Regions from separate parts of the Homo sapiens genome. Here region 1 is linked to region 2. A link is a loop called in an ENCODE intact Hi-C map of the cell type or tissue named here. Cell type or tissue: ascending aorta. All regions are shown on one strand.

The links. Hi-C counts contacts between places; a loop is a spot of excess contacts. Peaks named below come from ENCODE experiments on the same cell type or tissue, not always from the same donor. Only the 100,000 strongest peaks of a DNase experiment are listed, where the experiment ranks them.
Region 1: it touches region 2 in a loop (13-fold over the local background); 7 of 110 quality-filtered maps call a loop at or near these places.

Annotation. Positions count from the first base shown.
Region 1 is chr16:55,541,350-55,545,349 of GRCh38, reverse strand. All of the region lies in intron 8 of LPCAT2 (lysophosphatidylcholine acyltransferase 2), which reads right to left. Among named protein-coding and RNA genes, the nearest start is that of CAPNS2, 23 kb to the left of the region's middle. In ascending aorta, a CTCF peak has its summit at 1,679 (motif pointing right); no DNase peak of the experiment used is centred here.
Region 2 is chr16:55,841,270-55,845,269 of GRCh38, reverse strand. No RefSeq gene overlaps it. Among named protein-coding and RNA genes, the nearest start is that of CES1, 10 kb to the right of the region's middle. In ascending aorta, a CTCF peak has its summit at 2,252 (motif pointing right); no DNase peak of the experiment used is centred here.

The DNA.
Region 1 (4,000 bases), 300 kb after region 2:
CTTTATGTGAAAACTTTTTTTTCTTTTCTCTTTGCCTTTCATCTTCTCTATCCATTCTAATGTCAACCATATTTTTACTATTTGTTTGAACTTTATGTTTTGTCATTTATTCTGCTTTTTAAAAAAACTCTTAGTATTGGCTTTACAGCTTTTTTGCTTAACACCATTTTTTGCTTTAGCATTTTTAATTCTACTTTTTCTCCACTTGATGTTCTGTGATGCCTCAATTGTATTGTTCTTGTTTTTATTTATGGTTTCCTGACATTAACAAGGTTTTAGTGCCATATTCAAGTTATTACGTATTTTTCAGCACCTACTATATACCAGGCAAGATTAATAGGACCCTATTTCCTGCTCTAAAGAAGATCAATATTTTAATAGTATAGAACAACACATTAATAACCCCATATGCTAAGTGTCATTACCCTTATTACCCCCAATTATAGATGGGGCTCAATAGCTTAATTAACTTACCTAAAGGCATGCAAGTCACATGGCCAGAATTCAGCCCAAGATTTGTCAGATTCAAAAAAAACCCTTATTTTCTCCACTAACCATCCTTCCTGGAGTATGAGAGCAAGAGGTAGGAAAGGATTAATTTTGTCAGGGGCCAGGGAAATGCAGCCAAAGAGGAAGGTGGTGCCTAGGGAGAGAGTGCACACAGGAAAGCTAATTCTGTTAAGGGTGCTCTATAGAAGAACTAATACTTGATGTTGGCTTTTTAAGAATAAGTGAGATTTTGCCAATAGTTACTGTTTATTGAATTATAACTACAAACCAGGCATCATGCTAGGTGTTTTACATACGTTATTTTATTTCATTAATTTTTCCCCCATAGTAGGTGCTCAGGCACTGCACTAAGCCCTACAAACATGACAGCAAAGTCCCTGCCCTCAAGAAGCTCTCCATTCAGTAGGGTAGAAATTTATGAAACAGTGAGCTAAATCCACCAATAAGAGTTACCATCCATTAAACATCTACTGTGTGCTGGGTATTTTATATTAGGGGCTTTATATGATTAACTCTCTAAACAATTCCTTGAGGTAAATCTTACCACTTCCATTTGATAAATAAAGAATGCAACTAGAAGTAGTTAAAAATACCATTTTTTTCCAAATGGACCTGTTTTCAAGTCTTGTCAATCATATTAAGAAAACTGTAAGCATTGGTATCTCAGAGGTGACATTTAAGCAAGGGAATGACATGACCAGGTCCAAGTTTTTAAGTGGTAACTTCAGCGGTAAGGAGTGTATGCACCAAAGAAGAGACTAAGAGCAGGGAGAATGTCTGGAAGCAGCTGCAATCATGGGAGAGATAATAAGACCTTGAGTAGAGGGAGTGAGGATGTGGAGGATGGCATGGATGCAAGTTGCCTTTTTAAGATAAAATGTATGGAATTATAGAATAATGTGCTACAGGATATTTACTTTTCACATTTATCTGATTATTTCCTCTCTAAGGGGGCAGCTGCAAGCTGCAGAAAGTGTTCTTGGACTGGGTTGCTGCTTGAGATCTGCCGTGTGATCCTGGAAAAGTCATTTAGCCTTTATGAGCCTCAGTGCCCTCTCCTGTCAAATGAAAAAATTTAACTAAACGATCTCTGAAGTCCTTCCCATTGGAATTCTGTGTGTGGCTCTCTATTTTGCATAGTTGTTTTTTAAGATAGAAAAATAAACTAAGCCACCAGAGGTCCCCACATCCTTATATATCTAGAATAACTATCTTGGCAAAGAAATATTTCTAAAAATTCCCTGCATCCTGATCTAGTAAAATTTCTTGTATTTGCTTAGTATAAAATCCAAGAAAAAAACAGTAAGTTGAAATTAATGTTCATAAAATCTCTAACAAAACAGTGTAAGAAATTAAAGTTTTTAATTGCCATATAATTCTTCATTTTTTAAAAAAGTCAAACAACCATTTGTAATACACTTGATTTAGGTCATAAAAGGTCATACTGAAAACCTTGAAAAATAAATTGCTGCTACACTGTTAACCAAACATAATACAATGAAATACAGGTTTGGTTTTATATTAGTGCAGGTAGTATTTTTCATAAAATGATTTTTAATAACTCTCATATTGGCGTGACATCTTATTCTTAAGGAATAAAGTTCCACTGAGAGTACAAAATAATTAAAATCCTAAATTTGACACCCATGGGCCTTGGAGGCCCCATTCCTCCTAAGAAGCAATTCAATGGAAATTCTAATAAAAAGTCACCTCTCCTAGAATAAGACCTTGCCCTCTATATCACATTTCCATTTTGTACAGTCATTCAAGGCTCACAGTATGAATGTATCCTTTATTTGGAAAGGAAAATCAATCAAAGAGAGGTGAACATGATTGCCACTATCTTTTATGGTTCCCAACAGACATCTATATACCCCAATGACTTCAAGCCCCCAAGTTTTCCTTTCTAACTTCATCTTCTCTCAGTATCCTCATTACTCACATTGATGACTCACTTGACATCTTGCCACAGATATTCTTCTAGACTCTACCTCAGCCATGGAAACAAACTTATGACTCTAATCTCTGCTAAGTTCTTCAGTTTCCCCTCATTATCCATTAGTGTTTATTTCTTCCCTAATCTGGTCTTGCATAGACCATGACAACCTAATGGTCACATCTGGATCAATCATCCCTCTTTATCCACTCCCTCTGGCAACATCTCCCTGACTATCTACACTGGACTTGGGAGTCGGATACTTCTGTATGACCTGTTACTTAGAATCTTTCACTTCTGCCATGCCCACAGTGCCAATCACACATCCTCAGCCACCTCTCCTGATCTTGCCTTCATATTCCTGTTAGGGACCACTGAGAGATGCTAAAAATGTTACATATGTTCCATGCTTTTCAAGTTGCAATTCCACTTTTACCTCACTCTTGTGAGGTACAAATGGTACTTCACTTTCAACTTTATAAAGAAGACAGCTTATGTGAATGTATTCCCTTCTATTGCACCTGAAATTGGCTTCACAGCTCCACTCCCCTCTCCTTTCAAATACAGTATTCTCTGTACCTTCCCCATACTTAACTTTGCACCATCCTGTCCCAGATGAGGAGGAGACTAAGCGACATGTTTCTCAGGTTAACATCTCATTTGTGCTTTTGGTCCCAGAGTCCCCCACTTCCTCTTGGTCCTTAGCATACAAGCAATATATAAAATTCTTCAGCCTACTATTTAAGACATCCATCAACCAAAGCCAGTCACTTACATAGATTCTCAGTATCACTAAAGCTAGTTTATTCATTTTTTCTTGACTACATCAAGCACATTCCTTTCTACTAAAAAAATGATGAGGAAGATTGAAGAATTATGACACTATAATCAATCTTTTATTTTTTCCTTGTAACAGAAAATAATTTTAAAAGGACAATCTTAACAAATGTGCAGTTCTAGTTCTTTGTGTAATTCTTCTTTTAAATCTTCGAAGAGAAAAAATGCAAAAGAAGGAAGATATTTTTAAACAATGCTTGCTGCTTCCTTCCCAAAAGAACAGAAACATCTAGATGAGACAGAAAGTAAAAGTTAGTGCTTATTGAACACTTACTATGTGCCAGCACATAAGTAACTTTATTACTCCTCAAAACTCTATAAATTTTCTGTCATTATCCCCATTTTTGTCAGTGAGAATGCAGGCTTAGAAAGGTTTAATTTTCTCAAGTACATACAGGTAGGTAGTAACAGGATTAGAACAAAAACTCTAGTTAATACCCTTTTTATTTCTCTATTAGTATTCACAAATTCCAGAATTTTACCAAGTTCCAGAAGAAATTAGCTTTGTTAGAACAAGTATATATGTAGGGTGTGTGTGTGTGTGTGTAGTTGTATGATTGAGGTTTTCTAAAAGGCTCATTTTAGATTAAAAACTACAAATAATTGTAGTGCATTTGGATACTTAAATAAACTATATAAATGTCTTTGAATCTTCCCTAAGTAATTAGCTCTCTAAAGATCTTAAAAGTGATATGTACATGTAGCTGTTGATCATAA
Region 2 (4,000 bases):
ACGGAGGGAACCTAAGTGAGATTAAAGTCTTAGGAGGCTCTCTCTGGAGAAATAGCATTTACATTAAGAAAGGACAAATCAAAGTTAGTCACAGGGTAGGGAGAATGTTAAATACCATCATTCAAAGGATGCACTCTTACTTTGTATAGCCACATAATCCATATTATATCCATATAATTCACCAGGGTAATTAGTTTTTCTTCGTGATTGCTTCAAGATTACATAAGATGCATACAATAGGAGGGTTTCTGAGATGCCAGTAACTCATCTGGGTGAGAGATCTCCAACTCAGTGCCCGAATCAGACCCCCTGAAGTGTTTTGTTTGGCCCACACAACGTTAAACATGTTTTGGAATTTGTTGCCAGCAAATTTTAAATTAGGAAAATTTCACATTAAATGCCATATTTCCAGCTTCTTCAGGAAACAACAATAACAAGAAAACCCAGAAGATACTGTTACCGAGCTGCATTCCCACATGATAACCAGCACTTCTGGCGGTCCATACAACCTTTTATGCAAATTACAAGGTGCCCCTTCCTCAAAACCTTCTACAGACATCTTCCATGAAACTGCCATGGATAAATATCTGCATTTATGATGCAAATGACACCTTCTCTAAAGTGTTACCCTTCTGCAGTGCACTACCTGTGCAACTGTCCTCAGCAAAGATAGAGTAATCTGCAGGAACTGAGAGGTGGCTGCCCCCTTTGCAGAGGCCTAAGTTCTCAACGTGCCACAGTCCACACCATACCCCTTTGTGCTGTGCCTGGTCTATTTTACTCACTGATATTACCCAACCTCTGAAGGTGTTTAAGTTTGGACCCTTGACCTCTCATTTCATAGTGAACCTCAGAGAGGTGAAACGATTCACCCAAGATCACTCAGCAAGTATGCAGTGTGAGCAAGTTAGCAGTAAGTCAAAACCAGGCCTTAAGGCTCTTGTCACTTCAGAGCAGGACTCTTACTGCCATGCAGCTACCTCTCTCATCAGATGGTCCAAAGCATTCGGTTGTCTCTGGATTAGGTGGTTGTGGGAGGGGTGGATCAGAGATGCTCTGGGCCACTTTATGGCTCTAGGCCGTGAAAGCAAGCTGGAAACTGAATTGCCTCTGCAGCTGCAGAAGACTAATTTCTATATTGATATTTGGAAAAACTAACAGCTAGAAAACACCACTCAACTCATTTTTAAAAATACGATCATATTAAATGACATTACACGCATCATTTATATATTGCTCGCAGTGCCAGCATCCTCAAATGTGTTTCTAATTTTGGTAGATATCTTGCTAGGGGGAGCACATTTCTAAGTTATCCAGATATAGGGCCCTCTTTCCTTCTCTTTCTGTCCACATGCAATCAGATGCTTTGTGGAGTTAAAGTTGACATTTATTTAAATGCCACTTTGTGTCTGTTTTTTTCCCCTTTAATTTAGAGTTTTCTATCTGGAATGTAAGTAAAATAATCACTTGGAGGGTTTTTCTAAAATACCAATGGCCAGGCCACTAGCCAGTCAATCGGAAGCAAAATCTCCTTGGATGGGACCTAGAAGTATTTTCAGTTTTCTGGCATTTTAATGAACACCCCGATTAAGAACCACTGGGTCTTAAGAGTGTGGCATATGTATTTTTCAAGTTCCTAGAGGCTCTCCAAAACAACAAAAAAATCTGCTTTATTTTCTGCCTGGTGTTGACGTGTCACAGTTTCTTTAGCCACTAGTCTTATCCTGGATATTTATGGTCATAATTTGATGAGCAACATTGGGAATGACTTCTTTTTTTTTGTTTTGTTTTGAGACAGAGTCTCACTCTTTCACCCAGGCTGGAGTGTAGTGGCGCGATCTCTGCCCACTGCAACCTCCACCCCAGTATTTTTACTTTTAAATATTATTTATGGCATCTAGATTTGCATAAGATGGACTGGGTCAACGGCCATGCCCTTTATAAGTCAATATTTTTGAGTTCTACAAATTCACTTTCCTAAAGCGCCAAATCACATCCTACTCACCAGCAAGACAGGTACACATCATTTTCACAATCACTTCTAATTTTCCACCATTGTAAAAAAAATAAAATATTTAACCACTTTCTTATTGTAAAATAAACAATTTACTTTTCCAGGACCCACTGCCTCCCCCTCCCCACTCTCCCCTTTTTTTTAAACAATCTTGAACCCTATCCATTAAATTAAATCAAAGCAAAACTTTAGGGACAAACTACGTCGGTCTTCACCTGTGAATTTCCTGATGTCCAGTAGAGGGCAGCATTATCACAAAGGAAAAACGCTTCCCTCTATTCTGAGGCTCCTGAGATGCTGGTGGTGTGACATCGCAGAACTTGGACTGACAATAAGACCATGCCAAATAGTTAAATTATATACAAGCCAATACAATATAGTGTTATCCATTCCATCTGTAACATTTGGAAAGAGGAAAAGGCAGAATCCACTCCCTGAAAAGTCTGACTGAAAAGACTAAACTCACTAGCAGAACAGAGGTTGGAGCCAGCAGTTTTTCCCTTTTCCACCTCCTGGACTTTCCCATTAAGTCTCCAGGAGCCTACCTCAGAGGGACATAAGGGATTTCCTCTCCTTGGACCAACTCAGTCCAGATTCCCCCAGGGCAGAGCTGCAGGGGAGGGTGGGAAGCGGGCTCAGGCCCTGCACCTGGGTAGCTGCCCCACCTGGTGCTGCCCCAGGTAGCGCATCTACAAGATGAGCCTCCCTTCCCCCAGCAGGGACAGATCCCACTCAGTCCTGCCCCGTATGCTCTGCTAAAAGTTCGTATTGAGAGTGTGCCTCATTATTCCCAAGGACGGGAAGGGCTGGGGAGAAAAAAACCTACCTTGCCGCTTGATTGTCTCAAAATACAAGGAAATTCATTGCAAAGAGCTCGCTGTGCTCCATGAATGGGGTGGAGCTCAAGTCTGAAATTAAAGGATGGGTAGGAAGGGGGATGGCCAGCCACAGCATGGCGGAAGTGTGACCCTGAGCAGTGGTGGCAAGGGGGCCAGCCCACGGGCAGCAGGGCTGGTGTTGGCAAGGTTGCTGGAGCACACTGTGGGTGCCTGGAGGACAGCTTTTCTACCTTGACCTTTAGGAAACAGACTTCTCTCTTTATCGGAAGATAATGCCATAAAATATCTATCTATCTATCTGTCTGTCTGTCTGTCTGTCTGTCTGTCTGTCTGTCTATCTACCTATCTACCTACCTACCTATTATCTATCATCTATCAATTATCTATGATCTATCTATTATCTATCTAATCTATTTATTTCATTTATTACATTTATTTATGTAATTGTGTTTCAAGCTCTATTCACCTCCTGAACTTTTCATATGAGAGAACAGAACTCTGGCTGATACCTTCGGTATTTTTAGAAGGATTGGTACACTTTGATTGTTATTTATCACTATATAAGTCCTCCATTAGTTTCACTGCATGCAACAATTGAGTTATAGAAGCACATTTCTGAAAATAAGTTATTCAATGGGAAAAATGGACTGTTGATGGCCAATTAGTAATATGAAGGCAAGGACAAACTTGTCCACCATCATGAGAGCTTGTTTGGTGGCCAGGCATTGACTTCATCAAGAGTCATCATTACTGCAGCCATTACATGAGCTTTGGGAAACTTCTTCCTTTTGACACTCAGATCTCTGGACAGAAATCATCTTATGTTGACATCTGGCAAGGCCCTTCCGATATTCTGTTGTAATTAGGTGGTTGGAGTTCCTGGGGTCAGCCCAGTTCTAGGAGTGGCAGAGGCAAAGAGCCTCCAGGAAACTTTGGCCTTGGGGTGGAGCTCAAAGGGGAGAGGTGCACTCCCCATGGGCATAAATGGGGGTTACCTACACCCCAACTTCTACAGGCATCCAATACCCCTAAACCCAGAGAGTCTTTTCTGTCTCTATTCTGATTGCATAGGTGCATGGTGGTGTCTTTCTTTCCAGGAGTTAACGTCTCCTTTTTCTGTTCTAAAACTAGTTATCGTCATTCTGTT